Regions from separate parts of the Homo sapiens genome. Here region 2 is linked to region 1. Evidence: chromatin contacts called from ENCODE Hi-C or POLR2A ChIA-PET data. All regions are on one chromosome and are shown on one strand. Each heading gives the region's core, a stretch centred on a gene start or an enhancer-like site at or near the end of the contact. The rest is flanking DNA. Distances are from core to core; before and after follow the strand shown. Region 1 has its middle 23 kb from the start of TPRG1. Region 2 overlaps LPP (LIM domain containing preferred translocation partner in lipoma).

Evidence for each region. A loop is a pair of places that touch in the nucleus more often than their neighbours do. ChIA-PET counts read pairs that join two places held with the same protein, here RNA polymerase II (POLR2A).
Region 2: a loop to region 1 is called in a map of naive thymus-derived CD4-positive, alpha-beta T cell, with 2.6 times the contacts of the local background. The contact joins two enhancer-like sites. A Hi-C loop is called at or near these places in 2 of 168 maps with a recorded cell type or tissue (PC-3 and naive thymus-derived CD4-positive, alpha-beta T cell). POLR2A ChIA-PET finds 5 or more read pairs at or near these places in 1 of 52 experiments (WTC11).

What each region holds. Positions count from the first base shown.
Region 1 is chr3:189,146,683-189,150,803 of GRCh38, reverse strand. It overlaps a transcript of TPRG1 not described here. Among named protein-coding and RNA genes, the nearest start is that of TPRG1, 23 kb to the left of the region's middle. Within about 2 kb of position 2,628, at least 4 of the 41 ENCODE cell types and tissues checked have a DNase peak (open chromatin) inside an H3K27ac peak, as active enhancers do.
Region 2 is chr3:188,347,139-188,351,253 of GRCh38, reverse strand. The region is part of intron 3 of LPP (LIM domain containing preferred translocation partner in lipoma); the gene reads right to left. Among named protein-coding and RNA genes, the nearest start is that of FLJ42393, 170 kb to the right of the region's middle. Within about 2 kb of position 1,538, at least 22 of the 41 ENCODE cell types and tissues checked have a DNase peak (open chromatin) inside an H3K27ac peak, as active enhancers do.

The sequences.
Region 1 (4,121 bases), core at 1,379-3,878:
GACAGTACGTGGAGAGCCTTGCATTGTGTTCACCACCTCGCTCATTTTTATTCAAAATGATTCCAGAAAATCAATGTGACCATCTGGCCTCGGAGAAACTTCACTGAGGTCCCAAATGTCTTCAGTGCCCAGATGAATCCTTATAACTCTATTGAAAATACATTTAAAAAGCAGTTATTGATCATGTATTGTGATCCTGGTCCCAAGCCTCACACTGTCGTCTCCTTCCTTCAAGGAGTTAACAGTTTTATGAAGGGAAACAGCCATGAAAATGAACAGTCGCAGCTGAAGCAGGTAAATCAACAGTAGAAATCCACACAAAGATCTCGGCGCGGTGGCTCATGCCTGTAATCCCAGCACTTTGGGAGGCCGAGGCGGGTGAATCACAAGGTCAAGAGTTCAAGACCAGGCTGACCAACATGGTAAAACCCCGCCTCTACTAAAAATACAAAAATTTGCTCGGCGTGGTAGTGCACACCTATAATCCCAGCTACTCAGGAAGCTGAGGCTTGAGAATTGCTTGAACCCAGGAGGTGGAGGTTGCAGTGAGCCAAGATCGTGCCACTGCACTCCAGGTTGGGCGACAGAGTGAGACTCCGTCTCAAAAAAAGAAATCCCTACAAAGCCTGCAAGTTCACCAAGTCACTTCCACTTTACTCTCTTCATCAAAGGTAGTAAGCAGAACTGCATTTCCATTTGCTGTAATAAAACATAGAACAGCCCCAACTCATTAGTTATAAAGTGTGATATTCTGGGTTATTGTTTATCGAATTTGGCACTGGGTACATCAAAGGACACTGGTCAGTGTGCCCTCAGGAAAATAACAATTAACCTAAGTAAAGCAGGCAAGAGTCGATGCTAAAGTAGTTATTCAACCATGTGGAAAACACTGCGTACATAATCATGTACTGGGAAAAGTCATGCAATGAAAGTTAACATCTTTTTTTTTAAAGGCCTCCAAGAAAAGATGGGGGCTCTGGTTGGAAAGATGTGGCAGATGTCAGCTACCAGATGGCAAGAAGGAGGCAGTTCCGGACACAGGCTCGAAACAGAGAAGTTAGTGTGGGAAAGTGAGAGCAAACTGACCCCACCATGCAGAGAGAGTGGGCAAGGCGTGAGTAAAGACAAGGAACAAGAGAAAGAATGAGAGGAAATGCTGTTTGGTGGGTGGAATTTGTGTTTTGCCTCTAGAAGTGTTGTTCTGAAGAGGGCAGAAGATAACCACGTTGGCTGAAACAAAACAGTCTTTGCCCATCAGGGGACCAGTCACTCTTCATCAGTTCTTAACATCTCTCCTCTGGTGGCAAATGCCATCTAGAAGCTCCATGTCTTCACAGAACAGAAAGTCCTAGAGATCTTGATAACTCAGCCACTCATCAGAAAGCTCTTGAATGCTTTCTCAGAGTGCTGTTCTTGGAATGAAAGCAACAACTTTCGTGCCCTGAGTAAGATCAAACAACTTCTCATAACTCCATCATAGATTATCTGTGCTGCACATATGCTGTAGATACTTAACATGAATTAATACATTAGACAGCATACAGTGATGCTTAACAGACACTGCAGAGATGGCTGCTTTCTATCCACCTCCCTACACGTGTCCGTTAGCAATATAAAGCTAGGGGCCAGGGACCAGGTCATATAGATTGTTTGGGAACGTTAATTTATTAATAAGATAGAGATTACCATAAATGGAATCTTGAGAACAGCGCTGAGATAGAAAAAGATCTAGAACCTACTTTATGGATACCTATGACATAGGAGGGATAGGACGAAGCTGGTGCTAACACCAGAGCAGAGATAGTCACATTAGGTCAAGCAATCGCCCACAGCAGCAGTGTCAAGCAAGAGTCTGCTGAGCCTTAGGCATTACCCAAAGGCATCCGCATGTTCCAGGAACGGGAGAAATGGGATGGTGGAAGTTCTTCGGGCTCTGAATCCCCACTTCTGCTTTGACCAGAAGAACTATGGTTTTATCCATTTCACATAGTGGGTTTCCACAGGTGATTTCAAGTAATGAGAGAGTTCCAAATGTTTGAAAAGCGTGTGTACCGACACTTGTTTTTCATATTGCTTTACCACCCAAATCTGAATCCTTTATATTCTGGCTGTATAATCTAGAGCCGATTCATTGCCTGGGTCAGGCAGTCAAGGCCTCTCATGGTCTGGCTTAAACTTTTCCCAGCCTTTTTTCTATAGCTTCTTGCCATGCTCCTTACTTACCAGCCAGGCTGAACTAACAACTCACACCATGCAATGACCCATGATGTGCCCCTTGTTTAAAATAAACTTTCTCCTCCTTTTTGCCACAGTGCGAGGCATGCTTCCAGACTCAGCTCAAAGGTGGCTTTCCCTAAACTCCCAGAGAGAGGTCCTCTGCTTTGATAACACTCGGCACCTTTTCTTAAAATAGTACTTATTCAGTTGTAACCACGTGTTGGGCATGTCCGTTTCTTCCATTAGACTGTGAGCCCTTTGCAGCCAGGAACTGTGTTTTATACGTTGCTGTTTTGCTGAAGACTAGGAGTTGCCTGGCCCCTTCTAAGTTTAGAGTAAACTTTAAACTTTCCCATTAAAACGACAGTGACCAGTAGTGCCCACCAGATGGCAGTGTGTGGACATTTTTGCTTACCAATCAGGAGGGAGCAGAAAGGTTTTATAGCAACTTGCCTTTCATCTTTGTCCTTGCAGACAAACAAATCCTACAAACACCAAGACTTTTGACTGGGCAGAATTCACATCTGTGAATCAGAACCTTAGGCAGCCTTGTATTCCCTATATGCTGCTACTTTTTGAAAACACTCCTCTCGAAGATTGAGAAAGGATTATGCTGTTTGTGTTCCAAGACAGAGAAACTTAGGTTTGAATTTTATCTTCACAAGTGCAAGGTGACCATCTTTTCAGCACTTGGGAAGAACGACCACCCACATCCACTGACTGCTGGCGTCTGCTGAAGTTCCTTAACCTCCTGCCCACCCCCATCTGCCAGACTCAAGCAACAAGCAAAAGTCAGCCACGCATTCCATGCTTGCTTTTAAAATCACTATCTCCCCTGGGTTCCACTGGACAGCACTGTGCTTTTCAGGCCGGAGACCTACAGGTCACTTTTCCCTCTCTTCCAGGATAGAACTTAGAGGTACGCCCTAGCCTCCTTACCTGTGGGCCTGGGATGGTCTCTGGAACTTCTTAGAAGCAAAGGGGCTTCCAAATGGAAGACATCCTAGTCGAAAGGAAAAACAAAAAGAAACATCCCAGTGGGTCTCCCAGACGATACAAAACATTCAAAGGCAAGAAGAGTCTCAATTTCCACTTCTTTTCTGCCTCCGACATGGCTATTTTGTAATTTCCTCTGCTCTCTAACCAAGTGTTGCGTCTGCTGGTGTAGTAGTGCTACAGGTAGAGAGCAGGGAGGGGTGGCTGCCATATCCACCTGCATCCACAATGCTCCAGGTCCTCTAAACTCATCCTACCCCTATGGATTTTCTCTTTCTCCACTGCTAGAGCAGAGGTTATATTAGAATGTGAGGCCGAAAGATTCTGGAGAGCTCAGCTTCTTTTAACTAAGCAAGTCTCTTTTAATTCACAGGGAATCTCAAGGGTCTACCCTGGAGATGGGATCACTGGATAACTCTTCCCTCCTCTTCCTTCTGTAGATAGTGTAGTGGTTAAGACTCAGGCTCTGGAGTCAAACAGACCGGGGTTCAAATCCCAGCTGTGTCACTCCCTGAATCTATGACCTTGGATGAGTTACTTAGCCTCTCCAAATCTTAAATTCTTTATCAATAAATGGAGAAAATACATGTGGACCCCAGAGGGGACGCTGTGCAGATTAAATGATAAGGCAGGAAAAGTGTTTAGTGCAGTACCTGTGTCCATATACTAAATAATAGCATTAGCATTTGCAGAAGTACTGTGGAAAAGGCACAACTCTCTAGAAATGATTCTTGGTGTTACATTCAGCCCAGCTTTGGAAACCTCTAAGAACCAAACACCTCTTCCTAAATCATGCCAAAACTCATCTTTTAAATGAGATGCATATTGCTTTCATTTAATTACTTTTTTATTTATTAGCATTTATTTAGTATGTAAACTGTGGATAGCTCAGGGTAAGCAGTGAAGAT
Region 2 (4,115 bases), core at 289-2,788, 800 kb after region 1:
ATCCATCTCAGAAACAAGCAATAGGCAGAGAGAAAAACTATTGCAGAACATAGTCATTTGCTTCTCTACTGAGCACTATGTCTGGGGCCCTGTGCCAGGAGCTACAGGGAACTCAGAGAAGCAGAAAGTAATCCTTAAATTCAAAGCCTTTAAAATATGTATGAGGGATGAGATGGGGGTGGAAACATGGAAAGATGGCAATACAAAATAAAGTTTAATTATAAAACAAAGTCCATTGCTAAGACTGAATTCCAGAGCCAAAGAGCAGACAGGGATGACTTTCGTGGGAGAAGGGGTACGTGCTGGTTCCTCAGGCAGGAAAGCAAGGCCCACACAGGCAAAATGGCAAGGGGTGTATTTTATAAGAGCTGGCCCTCTGTGGTGGAAGGGTGATCAATATCTGGGATAGTTAAATCTCTTATTCGTTTTATGTCTTAGATTCCCTTAACATCCTATGTTTCATACATTAAAAACTAGAATAATAATGTCCACCCCACCTATCTTCATCATAATGCTCTGTGGACAGTAAGAAGAATATAAAATAGAGGCAGGACACCTGGGTCCCAGGCCTTGCTCCATTGCTGCTATTCTAGTGCCAGGATTTTGCTAAGTGGATAACCTGGCTGTGTGATAAGAGACTTTGTAGAATTTCAGCTAGAGTTCTTGAGGCTTCCTGAGAACTATCTTGTTCAAAGCTCATATTTTGCAGATAGAGTCTAGGGTTCACCAAAAGGAAGTGATTTCTCTCAGCTACACATGTCTGTGATTGATGCCCAGTTCTTCAGCCATGCCTGATATTTGCCTGCTTCCGAGTCCCACTGCAAGCTGGTTTTTGCCTGACAGAGACTTACTCTTCAAATCCTTGTAATATCTTATCAAAGTCCAATTAATAATCTTTCAAAGCCAGCTCTTGTCCCTAGTTCTATAAGAAACCTCCAATAGGAAAGAGTTCTCCAAATTCTGTCTCTCTCAAAGTATAATTACTGAGCTCACACATCACACCAAGTCTTGACTGGCCCTGAATCAAACTCACCTCCACAGACCCGCCAGCTCCCTCCTTCAATTTCTTAGCAAGCTACCTTGCTTGTAGGTGTTGAGTAAATGATTACTAAGTCACGTTGGTCTGAGAGCCACAGTTCGTGGACACTCAGCCAAGTATCTTCTAAAACATGCCATGTTGCCTGCCTCTGACAAGCTCAGAAGTGTGCAATCCCCAGAGCAAGCAAAATGGTTTCAGCCACCTCCAAATCCATCAAGCTTTTTACTAGACCAGCTGAACGTGCAGCAAAGGAGAAGAGGCATGAAGGAAAGGAGAGGAAGAGCAAAGGGCATGGACTGCAAATTGGATGAACAGCATGCTTGTGAGCTCAGGAGCACTGGTATTATCATTCCAGTTTTACAAGTAAGAAATTTGCAGTGCAGCAATTCAACAGCTGGCCGAGGGCCTCAGACAGAGTCCCTGATGGAGCAAACAGGTCTCAGTGCTGCCACCTTTTCGGCTACTGCTTTTACCACTGTGGTAAAATGTTGTATAGACAAAGTCTCCATACGTGCCATCCATGGGGCAGGCCCACTGAACCTATTGCAGAGGATAGGAGGCATCTGGAAAGAAAGAGCCACAGAAGCTACTTACAGCAAAGGTTTATACCGAGTTTATACTCAGCCAGTAATGTCTGAGTGAAAGCATGGCAGAAAGATTGATGAGACAGCGCTGTGTAACTCCAGAGGCAACCCCAGGCACTTATCAAATGGGAATTTTAAAAAATCCCTTTAAACACACGAGGACTCAGATGCCAGCACACGTTTTGATGGCCCCAGCCAGACAGCAAAGGCATATTGGCACCACTGTAATTTGTCCATTCACCAATATGCTTCCCAGAAAGCACCCATATGCTTTCTTTTAGCATCCATATGCTTTTTGAGCAAGGAAACTAAAATATTTCATTAGTTTTGAGTAATTAATAATTACTTATTTCACAATAGTCACCCTCATTAAAAAGCAAAAATAACTGATTAAGCTGCAGGATCCTGGCTTTCAACTCAGGCTTTTTAAATTTTTTTAAAAAAATTCTTCCCCTCTAGGAATTGAGTAATAGGGTAAAGCAGCCAGTGTGGAAATATTCACACTACAGGGAATGAACAGTTATCACCCACAACCCAGCATTCCTCTTGACTGAGACATCGTGGTTTAATGAAAAGAACATGGACTTTGGATCAGAAAGACTTAGAATCCAATCCCAGTTTGACCCCTTCTGAATAGTAACTTCTAAGGAAATGAAGGGTGTTAAAAAGATAAAGCCTGCTGGATCCCTTCAACCCAGTCTTCCATTATTCCCAAGGAGTGACTTCACAGCATCCCCGCCCCCCGGACCCCGCTATCTCAAGGCATGGTACAGCATGCCCCAAGAATGCTGGCAGCATGCCAGGCATTGTCAGCACACCACAGCAATAGCCTTGAAATAGGGCGAGGGCCGAAGTGAATGTTTCTCAAACACTAATGAGCATATGAACTACCTGGGGCTCTTGTTAAAGTAGAGATTCTCATTCAGAAGTTCTAGAGTATGATCTGAGATTTGCATTTCTAACAAGCTCCCATGTAATGCTGATGCTTCCGGTCCTCAGACCAAACTTTGAGAAGCAAGAGACTTACAACTGTCAAGATGAAGTTAGGAAATAGAATCTTGAAAAGCAGAACATCTGTGCCTGTCTCATTGGGCTGTGATAAGGATTATTAATCAGATGGGTGATAGTATTTCTGTATATTGAACAGTACACTGGTATAGTCCTGTTAAAAGGGTATGGTTTCAGCCACGCACGGTGGCTCATGCCTGTAATCCCAGCAATTTGGGAGGCTGAGGCAGGTGGATCACCTGAGGTCAGGAGTTTGAGACCAGCCTGGCCAACATGGTGAAACCTTGTCTCTACTAAAAATACAAAAAATTAGCTGGGCGTGGTGGCTCATGCCTGTAATCCCAGCTACTACAGAGGCTGAAGCAGGAGAATCGCTTGAACCCAGGAGGCAGAGGTTGCAGTGAGCCAAGGTCATGCCGGTGCACTCCAGCCTGAGCAATAAGAGCAAAACTCCATCTCAAAAAAAAAAGAAAGAAAGAAAAGAAAAAGGGTATGGTTTCTATTACAGACAACAAACCTGAGACCCAAGTAAATCAAGTAACTTATCCAAGGCCACACAACTAATCCTGCTGACCTTCAAATACAGGTTTATCTGCCTGTCAAGCCTATCAGTGTGAGTATATGCCAACGGAAAGGTAGGAAATAAAAGTAGATACTACTGTAGATTGCTGGTATAAAGCCTTGTTCTTGTTTTGCCATTATTCTCAGAGAGCCATTAACCTGCTGTGTGAATTTTAGTAAGTCTTACCCCTTCTAACCACCTCCATTTCTGCATCTGCAAGGTGAAGGTACTGCCATTGAGAAACTCCGAGGCGTCTTCCATCTCTGACCTGCCTTTCACTCTTCTGGCCCCCCCACACACTCACAGTGGGTCATCAGGTGCTAAGCTTTAGCTTCACACATGTGGCAGTCATCACAATTTGGCAGCATCCAAATTCTAGCTGCTCACATCTGCATTTGTGCTGATCTGTGCGTGGTCAGAAGTTATCTCTGTTAAAAGTCTCAAGCTCAATATAATGGGGGGGTAGGCCGGGAGGAGGGGAACAAAATAGATGACCCAAAGCACTGAAATTCCTATTTAGGTGAAAACTCAGTATGATCAGGGCACTATGACCCTAACTACTCTTCATCTCCTCATCTCACTTACCAAATGAAGATATTGAGAGCACTAACCTGACAGAAGTTTGAAGAACAAGAAAAAAACTGAGTTATGCATAATGTGTTTCATATGATTATCTAGCTTTTTTTATTCTTTCTTAAGGAGCCAGATAAACACGTAGTTAACGAATTATGATATGAAGTAATTCATAATGTATGATCTTGTCCCTTCCTAAAATCCCATAGTACACATTCTCTGTATTCCTCTGGGGCCCATCTACCATTTTCTACCAGAAATTTCCATGGTTTATGAACTTGCATCATTGTCTCTATTTGTCTTCAATGTTATCTCTGGAGGTATTCACATATTTTGGAGTAAATCCGGA